2 separate regions of the Homo sapiens genome follow, and region 2 is linked to region 1. Evidence: chromatin loops called from intact Hi-C (ENCODE). Cell type or tissue: heart right ventricle. All regions are shown on one strand.

Region 1 (5,000 bases):
ACTCTGACACCCAGGCTGGAGTGCAGTGGTGTGATCTCAGCTCACTGCAACCTCCGCCTTCTGGGTTCAAGCAATTCTCCTGCCTCAGCCTCCAGAGTTGCTTGGATTACAGGCCCCCATCACCATGCCCAGCTAATTTTTTTATTTTTAGTAGAGATGGGGTTTCACCATGTTGGCCAGGCTGGTCTTGAACTCCTGACCTCAAATGATCCACCCACCTCGGCTTCCCAAAGTGCTGGGATTACAGGCATGAGCCACAAGTTCAGGCTAGAATATTGTACATTCTGGATTTGTCTGATTGTTCATTTGTCCTAATTGGCTCATCTCTATTTTCTGTAAAGTAGAGGCTGGTTCTAATGCCTTAATTCGGTGTTCATGTGCAAAGGTAATTATAGGAGTTGCGTCATTGTGTCACGTCAGGTTGTTCACTATCAGGGATGACAGTTAAAGAGTGATGACTGGCAAATCTCTCCACTGTCATTGGTGGGGTGATACTTTGAAAGTATCAATAACATTTTACTCGGTGTTTTTAGCATCCATTAATGATTGCTGTCTGAATCTATTACACTGGGGATTGCAAAAATAGTGATTTTCAACTCTATGATTCCTTCTCTTAAATACATTCATGACCTGGCATCTTTCTGTAAAAACAGGCTTTCTCCCTGTACACAAGCTCTCTCGCTCTCTGTTTTTCTGTCATCACTATGGGTTCATGGATTTTGCTTTATTCAGTAGGTTAAAGTGACCAATTATCTTCAAGACCCCTGAATCTTTTTGACATCACCACATTTGTCTGAATGTTCCCTTGCTTTCTGGCCCAAAAGAATGTCTTGGGCTCACCTTGTACCTTTTCTGCCTCAGATCTGAAATCAGCCATTTCAACAAAAAGCCCAGGTTTCAAAGAACTCAGAGTAATTTTTACAGGTCAGGCACAAAACTAATCCCTTTGTCTTGTACTACTTCCCAGTCATGGATGTCATGGGTGTTTAATCGTGGTGTCATGATTCGTTTTTGCTCTTCTCTTAGTTTAGCTTTAATCCCATGTCTCCATTACTTAAGGGTATGTCTGATTCCTATTTTTGCAGAGATGTGGCTTGCCCAGCAACTACTGCACACTCCATGGATCTTACTGATCTTGAGTCCCTCTTAGCCTAGCACACTGATTGCAGATGGTAATTCCGAAGGCAGGATGAACAGGGAGATGAATGAGTGACTATTTTAGAGGGCATGCTTGGGAGAAGTAATGTAGTAAATGCAGCATTTACTACTCTTTCTCTAGTATTTAGCACTTGTGCCCAGTGAATGTTGAATCAATGTGGGCCCTAGGGTTTGAGGACATTATTTAGAAAATCTTGGTAATATTTGTATTCTCAATGATGATGATGAACTTGAACCAGGTGCTGAGGTGAGAGCAGGAACTGTGCTGCAGCATCGCCACAGTTCCCTTATCCCTTGTTTCATCACTTTCATTATATTTCTTGCCTTGCCCACCTGCTCTTTGCACTAACTGTAAGCTCTAAAGACAAAGGCCATTTTAATCCTGCAGACTCTGTTTCTTTGACATTTGCTATGTACCTGGCCACAGTCAGCACTAAAACATTTGTTAAATAGATGAATGAAATCAATAAACATCTGTTGAATGCAATTTAGGAGGCCCATATTTCATTATCTGCTTTGCTGCTACTATAGGTAGTATGATTTTGAGCAAGTTTGGGCTTCAGTGTACTCATTGGCAAATTGAGAGAGCCTGGGGTTGCAAACTTAAAAGCAGCAAGGGCTGGGCAGATGCCATAAGTAGATGAAGCAGACTGAGTGGGGACTGGCCGAGTGGAGAGTCAAAGCCCCACCCAAAGTAATCAGGAAACACAAGTAGGATGGCAGACCAAATGTGCACCAATGTCTACTTTTTGGAGAAAACACAGAAATATGCATGTCAGATATTGGCAACTAATTCAAAAGTTTTTTAAAAAAATTATTTTAGACATGGTGTATACCAAACACAAGTTGTCTTCAGGCCAGAGCTGGTCTGTGGGTAGGCAGTTTGCAAGATTAGTTATTTTGAGTTTATTTTCAGTTTGACGTTTAGTAATGCCGTTCAATATAGTATTGCTATGTTGTATTATGGCCAGCAGGGGGGGAAGTTTCCTAATAAATTTTTTTTTAAGTTTGGTCTCATAATAACTTTAAAGAAAATAGCAAAGCAGAAATATGAGCAGTGTAGGCTATGTCGGAGTGTCTAATTTTGTAATTTTTATTGTTAGAGACGATGTTTCTGTCTCTCTGTCACTTAGGTTGGAGGGCAGTGGCATAATCATAGCTCACTGTAGCCTCAAACTCATGGGCTCAAGTGATCCTCCCACTTCGGCCTCCCAAATTGCTGGGATTACAGGCATAAGCCACCACACTTGGCTCAGTTTTTCTTTTTCTTTCTTTCTTTCTTTTTCTTTCTTTCTTTCTCTCTCTCTCTCTCTTTCCTTCCTTCCTTTCTTTCTTTCTTTCTTTCTTTCTTTCTTTCTTTCTTTCTTTTTCTTTCTTTCTTTCTTTCTTTCTTTCTTTCTTTCTTTCTTTCTTTCTTTCTTTCGTCTTCCTTCCTTCCTTCCTTTCCTTTTTTTCTTTTTTCTTTTTTCTTTGAGACGGAATCTCGCTCTGTCGCCCAGGCTGGAGTGCAGTGGTGTGATCTCGGCTCACTGCAACCTCCGCCTCCTGGGTTCATGCCATTCTCCTGCCTCAGCCTCCCGAGTAGCTGGGACTACAGGCGCCCGCCACCACGCCCGGCTAATTTTTTTGTATTTTTAGTAGAGACGGGGTTTCACCGTGTTAGCCAGGGTGGTCTCGATCTCCTGACCTCTTGATCCGCCCGTCTCAGCCTCCCAAAGTGCTGGGATTACAGGCGTGAGCCACAGTGCCCGGCCGGCTCTGTTTCTAATTTTTATATATTTTGAAAAAGTGAGAAAGGATTTCAACCGTCCATGAATTCTTAAATTACTACTTAGACTGACTGGTTTATCAAGGAATCAAAGGAAGACATCCATTCATCCATTCGTTTCTCTGCTGTCAGGTAGACCTGCGATGTAGTACGAAAACGTGTAGATCATTTTATCTCCAGCAAAGGAAATAAAACTTAGAGGATTTGGCAGCTGGAAGTGGAAGGAAAAGATAAGAGGAAAAGAGTAACAGACATTCAACACCTACATTGTACCAGAGCCTTTTATGTGGCTTATTCTCACAACAACCCCTTCTTGTGACAAATCCTTCTTTATTTTTTTTATTTTGCAGAAAAAGAAAAGGCTTAGAGAAGCTCAGTAGTTTACTTAAGATAACACAGAAAGAGGCCGGGCGATGTGTCTCATGCCTGTAATCCTAGCACTGCAATTTGGGAAGCCGAGGCAGGTGGATCACCTGAGGTCAGGAGTTCGAGACCAGCTTGACCAACATGGTGAAACTTCGTCCCTACTAAAAAACACAAAAAATCAGCTGGGCATAGTGGCACGTGCCTGTAATCCCAGCTACTTGGGAGGCTGAGGCAGGAGAATCACTTGAACCTGGGAGGTGGAGGTTGCAGTAAGCCGAGATCGTGCCACTGCACTCCAGCCTGAGCGACAGAGTGAGACTCCAAACAAAACAAAACAAAGCAAATCAAAACAAAACAAAGATAACACAGAAAGAAGCAATGGTGAAATTCCAGTCCCTGTTTGACTCTACAGCTGTGAAAGTCCCACCTAATTACATTCTCTAAAATGCAGTGCTGGCAAATGTTCACCAACTAGCTGGGTGGGTAAGGGGGTATTCATATGTATTTATATAAATTTGTTATAAATTACATGAATATAAAGAATGGTAGCACATAATTTATAAATGATAATAAAGTATACAACAGTCTTTATTATAAATTCCATATGGCCAACTGGTTCTCATAGAATGCTTTTGTTGAGTTTTACCAGACATATAAGTATACTTATAAGTATAGACTTAAGTAAAACCTTAAGTTGGCTGTAGACATACTAAGAGTATATAGATAGACATATAGTATAGTATAGTATAGTATAGTATAGTATAGTATAGTACAGTATATCTATTTATATACTTACAGCCAGCCTAAGGTTATAATTCTTCCAACTTAAGGTTATAATTCTACCATGATTTGACAAAATCAGGCTATGAATAAATGCTTGATTACTACCTGATTTAGCCAAGAAGTTGCTCATGGTATTGATCAACAAGTATACTTTTGATGTCAGTGTTTGTTATTGTTTTCTTTTACATTTAAGACCAAAAGGAAACAACAAAGACGTATGTTAGAACTTCACTTGTTCAACAATGACATGAGTGAATTCTTTGCTCTATCTGACGATAATTTTCAAATACTGGAAGAATACGCTTTCCCTTTTTTCCCCATATTTTGTTTGTTATTAACAATGTACAACCATAGGTAAGATAAACATTTAAATATAGTCCACATTAACATTTTCTCCATAACTTTCTCAAGTCTAGATGATCAACAAAACAATAAGTCAAGCCCTGATTTGTAGTGTTTGCCAATTTTCATGGTGTAAATGCTCCCACCAAGAACAATTTCAAGCTATCTGCACAATGTCGCTGAACACAGAGCTGGAAAGAGATTTGCACCATTTAACATAGATAAGATAGACATAAATAACTTCAAGAGCACAGATAATAGTAAAATTATTCAAAGGTGATATGTTTTGAGTATAACTCATCCTTACTTTGGACAGCAGTGTGTGGCCATAAAAATGACTATAGAAGCTCAGACTATGTGATCTTTATCAATGGGAAAAATTACAATTGTTCCATGACCTTTAACATTATTTTTTTGTTAAAGCATTGCTAAGTCTCTTACTGTTGGTTGTAAATGTATAGGGAAATGAAAAAATAGAAAAGCTAATATTTATATAGCATACCAATTAAAAACATGAGAAGCATTGAGAGTTAAGCGTTTTATTTCTTTGCAAAAAAATGTATCAGTAGTTTAAATGGTGTTT
Region 2 (5,000 bases), 380 kb after region 1:
GAAACAGCAACAGTCATTATTATCTCTCATGGTTCATGTGGGTTGGTGTTTGGGAAGTATTCAGTGGGGTGGTTCTGGGTTGGGGTGTCCCGTGATGTTGCAGTCCGATGGTAGCTGGAACTGCAGTCATCTCACGAGCTTCTTCATTCACATGTCTGGTACCCGCGCAGGATGATCCAAATATCTGGAGTCTGAAACAGCTGGGGCTCCTGGGTGCCTCCCTCTATCTCTGTGTGATGTCTCTACATGGTCTCTTCTGCATGACGGCTTCATGGTAGCTGGACTTCTTACATGGTGGCTCAGGGTGTCAAAGACACATGTCCCAGGAGAGAAAGACAGAACCCTAGGCTGAAGGAATATTACCTTTTTCTAACTCAGAAATCACAGTGTCACTTTGCCGATTCGTTATAAGTATATATCTAAGATCAACCCACACTGGAAGGAAATGACAGCCTCTATTTTAAAATTACCTTGTTGGAGGCTCTCAGATTAGGACAGTAGTGATGTTGAACATGCATCTGAATATCTCTTGGAAATGTCAATTCTGCCCATGCAATGTCTGTAATCAAGCCATGACTTACTCTGCTGTCAATGTTCTCTCTCACACATTTGAAGACGCAATGGGAGGGGCTGCTACATTGAACAGAATTCTGAACAGCAAGGACCTACTTGGTATTCTGGAAAGTATGGGGCAACTTGGGGCGTGATGTCAGCCAGAGTCCTTCCACCAAGGCTTTTATGGTGTTACGTGATCCACCACCCCATTAACACTCTGATCTAATCTCCAGCCCCTCTCCCTGTTGTTCACTGCACTCCAGCTACACTGGCCTCCTTGGGTCAAGCACACCAAGCACATTACTGTTTCGGAACCTCCACACGTGCTGCTCCTTTGCTTCGACCTCTCGTCTCCCACATATCCACCTAATTCCCTCTGCTCCTTTCACGTTTCAGCTTAAATGTCACCAAGGCCTCTCCTGACACATCTTTATATTAGAACAACCTAACAATACGTTCTTTATCCCCTTTACTCTGCTGTTTCTCCACAGCACTTATTACTACTTAATATAAGGACATAGTGTTTATTGTTACAGTTTGTCTCTTTGAATTGGAATGTAAATTCCAAGGCAGGGAATTTGATTATATTGTTAATCACAGTGCTCAATAAATAGTTGTTGTACAAGCAAATGAATTAATGTAGGAGAAAGGAATTGTGTCACTTAGGATTTATTATAACACTAACAACAATAACAGAGAAAATATACACTGATACGACTTATAAGACATTACATTCTTTTATCTTTGGATTTATTTTTTTAATCTAAGGAATGAAGACTTTGAAATTCAGTTAGGAGGTCCAAAAGGTGGGAAAGGGAAAGGCTTAGGAAGTTCTAAAACATGATATGTGAGTAGTATGATTATTAATTATCTTAATGAAGAAGAAAACAGAAAAACTGTTAAAGAACTCAATGTGGCTAAGGAGAAAGATTGCTCAGAAAAAAAGTGTACACACACAAACAGCAGATGCAGAGAGGAACACACAGAGAGGAGTGGAAATGTGCAGCTGGAGCCTCTAAAAGTGCCCCAAACAAGCCAAACACACACACCACCTAGACCAAGAAAAGACATAAGACCAACTAATGCATATCCCAAGAGGCATTCCAAGGAGAAAGAAAAAGGAAGTGTTAAGCCTACGAATTAATCAGACTGGTAGAGGACGAAAAAGCAGAACAATTCTCCATATCAGAAAACTAATATACAAACAGGAAAGGTCAACAAATACAACCCCCATGGCTTTTTTAATGTTGATAAGAAGTAAGTCCAGAATTCTCATTTTATTTCTCATCCTTGAGAGAAAACATTTTCCACAAGGCAGGTCAAGATTTTATATGTTTATTTGTGGTTAGAAGGAAACGAAAACTAATAAGAAAGAACATAGTTAAGAGAGAGCTGAACATGAAATGGGTTTATTATTGTCATTTGAAAAGGAACTAATAAGTAAATATTGTTTTACTTATTTCTCAGTTTTAATTTCTGATATGGTAAGCATTAATACAATCCACATAAGCAAGAATTCTTCGGAGTCCTCAATAAGTTTTTAGAGTTTCAGGGGGTCATGAGACTGAAAGTTGACAACCACCGTCCTTAAATAAAGACAACTTTACACCCACCCTAACAAACATTAAAAACAAACAAGATTCCAAAGGATCAAGTCGACCCAATAGTAACTCAACTGCCTGCCAAAACACACCTCAATGCTCTTTGAACTTTAGGACAAGGAATATTATCAGCGATAAAGATGGAGATTTCATAATGATGAAAGAATTATGTCATTAAAAATACATAATAATCCTTAGCATATTTGCATATAATTATACAGCTTCAAAATACATGAAGCAAACCTGACAGAACTAAAAAGAGAAACAAAAAACTATAATTATATTTGGAGATTTCAACAATCATCTCTCACTTGTTGATAGGACAAAGACCAAAAAAAAAAAAAATCAGCAAGTATACAGAAGACTTGAAAAAAACTGTCAACCGATTTGACCTATCATTTATAGAGTAATATTCCCCAAAATAGCAGAATGTACATTATTTTCAAATATACAAGGATCATTTACCAAGATAAACCATAATTTTGGGCCATAAAACATTTAGGATTGAAAATACAGAGCAAATTCTCTAACCACAATAAATTTAAAAAATCGATAGCCAAAAGATAACTGAAAACTCCCCCAAATGTTTGAAAATTAACACATTTCTAGAAAAGTCATAGATCAAAATTAAATTACAAGGGAAATCTGACACTATTTTGAACTACGCGTTCATGAAAACACATCAAAACTTGTGAAATGCAGCTAAAACAGTGCTTGGAGAGAGAAAAGTTCTAAAATTACTAATATAAACTTCTACCTTAAAAAAGCTAGAAGAAAAGCAAACTCAAAGTAGAAGGAAAGAAATAAAGATAACTGCAGAAATCAATGCGATAGAAAATAAGCAAATAGAGAAAATTAGTAAAACCAAAAGTTGCTCCTTTAAATGATCAATAAAAATTACAAACCCCTAACTAAAGCAATGAACAAAAGAGAAGATATAAATTAACAATATTAAGAACAAAAGAGGACAAGTGACTATGGCTTTTGTAGCCATTAAAAGGATATCAAGGGAATACTGTCAATAACTTTATACCAATAAATTCAACATTTAGATGGAATGGACAAATTCCTTGAAAGGCACAAATTACCAAAACTGAAACAAGAAGAAATAGAAAATATGAATATTAAAGAAATTAAATTCAAATTTCAAAATTTTCCCACAAACAGAACTCTAGCCCCAGATAACTTCAGTGATGAATCATATCAAACATTTAGGGAAAAGATTATTCCAAACTCATACAGATACTGGGCCAGTCAAAAAAGGAATTCTGTTATGCAAAGCAGCAAATTCCCAGTACTGGAAATACAGTTTCTGGCATTCCTCCACTGGGAAGAAATCTAAATCTTCACTTCCAAACGCACACTGTAGATTCTTTTCACTAGATATGCCACACAGGTAATGGCCCAAAGTCTCATTATCATCCTTCTCTTTTCAAACTGGAGTTGAAAATGTGTCAGCTCTGGATCAGATTAATATCATGTCCATCTTTCCAAACTTAAACCCATCCATCAGGGTCATTCCAGAAGCTAGAGGGCATTTTCCAAAGATTCAACACCTACAACTCAATTGCATTCTGGGTATATAATTCATATTTTATCCCCATTGTATAACTGGAGCTTCATAACTTTCTTTAATCATGTTATAGTCTCTAAGGTTGGAGTTACTGTTACACTTGTCATAAGGTAACCCTAAAAACGAGATTTTAAAAAATATACCTAGTTGACTTAAGAAATGATCCCAGAGAGACTGCCAAAAGTACACATCCACACATTAAATTTTCTTTATAATGATCTTTATGGAATATTTGTTTATTTGACATTAAATTGGAAGTTTGAGCAAAAACACTGTAAGAAGTTGTTTTCCCAGTCTTAAAGCTGATTCTACTGGTCTAATGTGGTATTTCTCATAATCTACATTTAGGCCACTGAACAGTGAAAAACAAGTTGAATCTTTAAAACAGCAGAAATTCTCTGGTTAGAGACTATGGAGCCTCATTTACTTGTCCATTTCTCTCAACAAATTCACATGACCCCCAAGATACTTTCTCAAAATCTCTAGGGTTCTCTGGAACACTATTTATAAACTAACTATTTGCCTGGCTTATCTGCAGTGTTAACCCTACAAAGTCATGTAAATCAGCACTAGAGGAAAATTTAACTTACCAATCGGGCTATAGACACCCTGAATGTTGGACATGCCATATGGAATCGGGGAATGGCAACATTAAAGATCTTGTCTTTAAAGTAAAGAAAATGGAAGGTATAATATCCTTCCATGTATCCTGATGTTGTAGAGAATGTGGTACAGCTTGTGTATTCATATACCCGACCTGGGCTGATGATTGGAAATTCACCTGCAGGGAAAACAGTAACAATAAACCAAAGTATAAAATTCATTTCTTTATTACAATAAATAAGGTATGGTCTCCATGGCATTATGTAAACTATATAATAGTAAATGCACAGTTAGAAAAAAAAATTCCAAAAGAAAATGTAACAAAATGTTAACAGTGATAGGACAATGAGTAGGTATTTTATTCCTCTTGACTTTTTTTTTTTTTTTGAGACAGAGTCTTGCTCTGTTGCCCACGCTGGAGTGCAGTGGCGTGATCTCAGCTCACTGCAAACTCCACCTCCTGGGCTCAAGCTATTCTCCCACCTCAGCCTCCTGAGTAACTGGGATTACAAGCACCTGCCATGATGCCCAGCTCATTTTTGTATTTTTAGTAGAGGCAGGGTTTTGCCACATTGGCCAGGCTGGTCTCAAACTCCTGACCTCAGGTGATCCGCCCACCTTGGCCTCCCAAAGTTCTGGGATATCAGGCGTGAGCCACTGCGCTTAGC

Evidence for each region. Hi-C counts contacts between places; a loop is a spot of excess contacts. Peaks named below come from ENCODE experiments on the same cell type or tissue, not always from the same donor. Only the 100,000 strongest peaks of a DNase experiment are listed, where the experiment ranks them.
Region 2: a loop joins it to region 1, with 11 times the contacts of the local background. A loop is called at or near these places in 74 of 110 quality-filtered maps.

What each region holds. Positions count from the first base shown.
Region 1 is chr11:33,360,420-33,365,419 of GRCh38, forward strand. No RefSeq gene overlaps it. Among named protein-coding and RNA genes, the nearest start is that of KIAA1549L, 13 kb to the right of the region's middle. In heart right ventricle, a CTCF peak has its summit at 2,119 (motif pointing right); no DNase peak of the experiment used is centred here.
Region 2 is chr11:33,742,811-33,747,810 of GRCh38, forward strand. It overlaps FBXO3 (F-box protein 3), which reads right to left. Exons shown (of 11, transcript NM_012175.4): 10 at 4,320-4,510. Among named protein-coding and RNA genes, the nearest start is that of CD59, 8.9 kb to the left of the region's middle. In heart right ventricle, no CTCF peak of the experiment used is centred here; no DNase peak of the experiment used is centred here; H3K27ac peaks cover 4,743 bases.